Linked DNA regions of Homo sapiens: region 2 is linked to region 1. Evidence: chromatin loops called from intact Hi-C (ENCODE). Cell type or tissue: HepG2. All regions are shown on one strand. Links, peaks and the distances in the headings refer to the core of each region. The heading gives the core; the rest is flanking DNA. Region 1 has its middle 6.6 kb from the start of GOLIM4. Region 2 overlaps SERPINI1 (serpin family I member 1).

Region 1 (2,804 bases), core at 126-2,625:
TGAACTCCAATGGCATAATTCTAGACTGCCTGCAGAGTAGATAAGTGACAACTGTGGCTTGACTTTTTGCTAGTTTGTCCCTGATTCTCCTGCACAATTCTAACGAGCCTTAGAAGAATTTAGAAGATGACTCAAGATGTGTAGCATCAAGGCACAAATTCCATTGAAGTTACAAATGATCTTGAAGGTCAAGAGTAAGTAACTGTTAGGACCATTAATTCTTTCATCTGTAAAATGGAAAGGATAACCATAGCTCTCCTGCAATGCTCAGAGAAAATTGCCTAAGAAATTAATCCACAACACTTGAGAAGCGAAACTTCTCACTTTACGTAAAACTCAGTGCCGTAGTGGTACTTGTCATTGTCCACCTAAAATGGATTGGACCATTTGCTTACCTTCAGAAAGTTTCATACTTTTCAGAAAAACTACCATTTACTTTTTAAAATTAAGCTTCAGCTACCCAATTTAAAATGATAATTTTCCAATTATACTTGTCAAGCGAGCTTCTTTAGTTGCTGAGAAGGGGTAAATTATGATTGCAAAACAAAGAAATGTTCTTGTGACACATTCATTCAAGACTGACTTCTAATTCTTGGGTTGTAATTTATAACTAATTCTTAAATACAGTTTAAATCTCAACATTTTTAAAAATAGTTACTGTGTGCAAGGCACAGTGCAAGGACAGAGTGCAAGATGGGTGATGCAGTGATGAATAAACGAGGGATCCTCATTTCAAAGAGCTTGCGGACTTTGTATTAATTTGTTTAAAGACTATATTGAAGCTCTGGTTGGAAATTTAATTGCTCAGGGAAAGAGCAGAACAGGAAAAGAATAGGCCTAAGGATGCAATCAAGATATTTCTAGAGAAGGTGGCCTCTTGAGGTAATTGAGACAAGTGATCGGTTAATCAGTGAAGTCAGTTAAAGCCAAAAATTATAAAAGTGATGCAAAGACACCTTAAAACATATAAATGGGCCGTACGCAGTGGCTCATGCCTGTAATCCCAGCACTTTGGGAGGCCAAAGCGGGCAGACTGCTTGAGCCCAGGAATTGGAGACCAGCCTGAGCAACATTGCAAAACCCCGTATCTACAAAAAAATACAAAAATTAGCCAGGCATTGTGGTTCACACCTGTAATCCCAGCTACTCAGAACAATGAGACGGGAGGATCACTTGAACCAGGGAGGTCCAGGCTGCAGTGAGCCCTGATGGTGCCACTGCTCTTCAGCCTGGGTGACAGAGCGAGACCCTGTCTCAAAATAAATAAATAAGAATAAAAATAATAAAGAATAAAATAAGAAACATATCACTGTACTTTCACTGAATTCTCTTTTAATGTGGGACCCAAGGCCTCTGCTTTACGGGTGGACCTGTTGTTGGTTAGGGCTTAGGTTTGTCTTTTAGCCATAGAACACCATTCACAGTTTCCAGTTTCAGCTTCATTGAGTGGTGGATGGTAAGGTAATGTCAATGTAAAATACATCTAAATGTAAAGGATTTTTTTTTTCTTGGTCTTGGTGCTCACCTAATTTGACTGCAATTTTTCTTTAAGCTATCAGCCATCATGGAGCTTTTCCAAAGCATTCACCTTAATTTTCATAGAAATAACTCTTTTTTAGCCTCATATTTCTTAGTTTGCATAATATTTGGTTAAATTACATAATGAAAACAGCAAGAATTGCATAAACAGTCTTAGAATAAACCACTTGTCTCTGCTAAGCACACAGCTCAATTGACATGTACATACCTACTCGAGATTAGCTTATGTGCCAGTCTTCAGCCCTGAAGTGTGGAGGGGAAGGACAGGGAGGCTTCTGTTGATCTGATTTGCAGAGAAGAGGAGAGCCTCCTCTAATCGAGTGAGTTGCGTAAGTAACATTAATTGCTTCTACTATACATTCAAATGACTAGTAAGGTAACAGGAGGAATTGTTGGTCGAGAAAAATTATGTGAGAAAAGTGACCAGGAAACCAAAGGAATCCAGAAGAGAGTTCTTCAAGAGAGGGGAGTGTTACTGATAGGACTACTGAGAGGGCAAGTAAAATAAAGCCAAACAGGCCATAGAGTTAACAGAGTAGGGATGAGGTAGAAAATTGCAAGAGTATGGCAGATAAATGGGTAAAAGTAAATATGAAAAGAGGTGTGGTAAGGGTGAACTTTGGTGTTAATATGTTTGGCTGAGAAGGGAGATTAAATTGGGTGTAGCTTCAATAGAAGAAACCAGGTTAAAATAAAGTTTGCTTTTTGGTTTTGAGTCTTGGCTTCATTTGATTTTTGGTTTTTGGCTTGTTTGGATAGCATATACTTAACAGTGTTTGGAAAGGAACCAGTGGAGAGAGATAGGTTGAAGATGTGAAGAGTTACATTTAAGAATAGATTCTAAGAAGCAAAGAAGGGTCTGCCTCAGTCATTAGAATGTATGGACCATTATTTCTTATGGCAATATCCTATCACACAGTAGTTCATTTTCCATATTAAAGGCTCAATAAATTATTGAACAAATGATCTGAAGAGTTACTAAAAAGAAGGAATTTGAAAAGATTGCCTAGATAACTGAACAAGAAATTTGTTTGAGGGCCTAAGGTCTTGTGTGCTTGTATTAATTTACTTTGATTAAATGGGTACACTCAAAAAATGGGCATGAGTTTATAATAATATCCCCAATAGAGAATCTGCAAGACAATACCTATGCATAATATTTAAGAAGAGAAACTATTTCTTCTTTGAAAAGAGTAATTGGTCCATTAAAATTCTTTTTATGTTAATTGTTAGATGTGATGCTTACTAAGTAGTTTATGACATAT
Region 2 (2,804 bases), core at 161-2,660, 290 kb before region 1:
AGAGATCCCCACTGGGGATGTAAAGTTTCTCTCACTTTACAAATGGAATCTTCTGCTTGGAATGTCCATCTTGCCTTCTCTGACTTTTCACTCTTACTAATTGTTTAAGAGCAAGTTGAAAGGTCGACACATCAGAGACGTTTGACCTGACATTCCTCTTCCTTCCTAAATGGTTTACTTTTCCTTATGTGGAATCTGGTAGCACTTTGCACACACCTCTGTTAGCACGTTTCATTTTCTCCTAGACTATTTGTTTACATACTTGTCTCTGAGCTCAGAGCTATTCAAAAGCATAGACATCTTTCTGTCCCCAGAACACAGAAGAGAATTTGTGGTGGGGGACAGGGTAGATACCGAGTGGGTGAGTGTTGTGAGTAAATTTCACTGTACCCCACCTGGCTACAAGCATGGGGACTTCTCTCATACTTCCTGCCCTCCCCACTGCAGCCACACAGCCCCTTCTTTGGGTCCTTAAGCATGCCCAGTTTGTATCTGCCTCTGCACTAGCTTTTCCTTCCATCTGAAATACTCTCCCTTTATTTCTTCCAGTGGCTGGCTCCTTTGTATTCCTTCATTCTCAGCTAAGATTTGCCCTCTGAGACCCACCTTTCTGAATAACCTGTGTCAAATAGCTCCTCTTCGCTGCCCCAGTCACTAACCAACATATCACCTTATCTTGTTAGCTTAGTTATACTTACTATACCCTGAAATTGTAGTCATTTATTGATTCACTTTTTTATTGTTCTTTTATTTGATGTCTGCTTTCCTCTCATTAGGAAGGAACTATTTAGTTCATCATAGTATACCTGGTGCATCTGGCTCATAGTAGGTGCTCAGCACATGAATGAATGAATGAATGAACCAATAAATGAATGTTTGCTGGTTTTGTAAAAAATCTATCCAGAAAAGCAAACAAAGAAACATTATTCCTATCGTAAGAGAACTCAAATTCTAGGAACTTTTATAAATTTCATGGGTGGGGCTGAAGCTAAAAATATTTTGGCAACTAAAGCACAGAGACACTTTTGGTATGCTAGGGTTCTGTTATAATACTCTCGTCATTTTGTTATTTTAAGCATGCCGTTCATGACGCAGAAATCTATTTAAATTGGCTGAATTTAGGAACAGTGCCACAGAGGAAGTAGTGGCCTACACTTGCATGATGGCTATCCTGCAAGCATGATGTTAATCTCAGATACTTAGAGCCTTTGGTGCCCTGCACAATACCGCATATGTAGTGGGTACTGAAGAAATATTTACTAAGTGACTGAATGAATGCCTTTGTAGTCTTGCCCTGCTTTTTTCAGAAGAGCTTGAATTATTGCCCAGTTCTTCTCTGGGGGAACCTAGGGTTTACTGGCCCTGTTCCCATCTCATCCATTGTAAAAATCCTGGCCTCATGCTGCCTGGAGGAAAGTAGGACCAGTCATTTGGCAGCACTGTCTGCTGTGGCCAGAAGGAAAAGGCTGCTTGGTGCCAGCAGATTTAAAAACAAAAAACTATTTGCCTTTGCTTGATTGTTTGAGAGAATAGCTAACTTTTCTCTAACCAACAAGACAAGCTCATCAGTGTAAGTCTCCTTCATACCCCTTTGCATTCTGATTCAATTTATCAAATATCTGAGTGCATACCTGGTACCCGGCAGTGTGCAAGGTGTTGTGCATAAGATAAGTAGAACAGGCAAAGTCCAGGCCTTGAAGAGTGTATGGCCTAGCAGGAAAGATGGTCTTGATTGTCTACTGCATGACATCGCCTGTTTCTCTGCATGACCTGATCTACTTCTAAGATTTTGTGGCTGCAGACACATGCTTGCTTAGACCACTTTCTGGTTATATTTTATTTTAATGAGACTGCTTGAAGTTTGTCTCAAGAAAAAAAGGCTTCATTTTCTTTTTTTCCCCTTAGTACCTGTGATGTGATTTCTTTTTCTTTTTTTTTCTTTTTTTTTCTTTTTTGTGAGATGGAGTCTCACTCTGTCACTCAGGCTGGAGTGCAGTGGCACAATCTTGGCTCACTGCAACCTCTGCCTCCTGGGTTCGAGCAATTCTCTGGCCTTAGCCTCCTGAGTAGCTGCTATTACAGGTGCATGCCACCACACCAGGCTAATTCTTGTACTTTTAGTAGAGACGGGGTTTCACCATGTGGGCCAGGCTGCTCTTGAACTCCTAACCTCAAGTGATCTGCCTGCCTCAGCCTCCCAAAGTGCTGGGATTACAGGTGTGAGCCACTATGCCCGGCCTTCTTATTTGTCCATTTTCTTCTACTTATGTATCCAATGGGATGGTGTTTTTCTGAAGGCTGATTGTCTTAAGGTCTCATTTACAGGTGTAGACATTTGCTATCCCTCATGTAGCAGTTAATCATGATATGGGAATCCAAACGTTGCATTCAATCTTTGCTGTCTTTGAAATAAATGCAATAGCACTAGTCTGCTGGATCCCATTCTCCTTACTCTTTTACTCAATCAGATTTTGAAGTCTTTTAGCACGTATGTGGCCTTTGCACTTTTTCCCTCTCTGCTGCTGTTGTCAATTTTCTTGGAACGTCTACTTTAGATTATTGTCTTATGTTTTATTTATTACAAGAATAAACTTAAAAAGAATTTGTTTTTGAGACAGGGTCTCACCCTGTGTCCAGGCTGGAGTGCAGTGGTGCGATCTTGGCTCACTGCAACCTCAACCTTCTTGAGCTCAGGTGATCCTCCCACCTCAGCCTCCTGAGTAGCTGGGACTACCACGCCCAGCTAGTTTTTGTAATTTTTTGTACAGATGGGGTTTTGCCATGTTGCCCAAGCTGGTATCCGA

What was found. Peaks named below come from ENCODE experiments on the same cell type or tissue, not always from the same donor. Only the 100,000 strongest peaks of a DNase experiment are listed, where the experiment ranks them.
Region 2: a loop joins it to region 1, with 9 times the contacts of the local background. A loop is called at or near these places in 2 of 110 quality-filtered maps.

Annotation. Positions count from the first base shown.
Region 1 is chr3:168,101,159-168,103,962 of GRCh38, forward strand. No RefSeq gene overlaps it. Among named protein-coding and RNA genes, the nearest start is that of GOLIM4, 6.6 kb to the left of the region's middle. In HepG2, for the core only: no CTCF peak of the experiment used is centred there; no DNase peak of the experiment used is centred there.
Region 2 is chr3:167,813,451-167,816,254 of GRCh38, forward strand. The region is part of intron 6 of SERPINI1 (serpin family I member 1); the gene reads left to right. Among named protein-coding and RNA genes, the nearest start is that of SERPINI1, 79 kb to the left of the region's middle. RefSeq lists a silencer at 2,657-2,804. In HepG2, for the core only: no CTCF peak of the experiment used is centred there; DNase peaks (open chromatin) are centred at 221 and 1,251; H3K4me3 peaks cover 546 bases.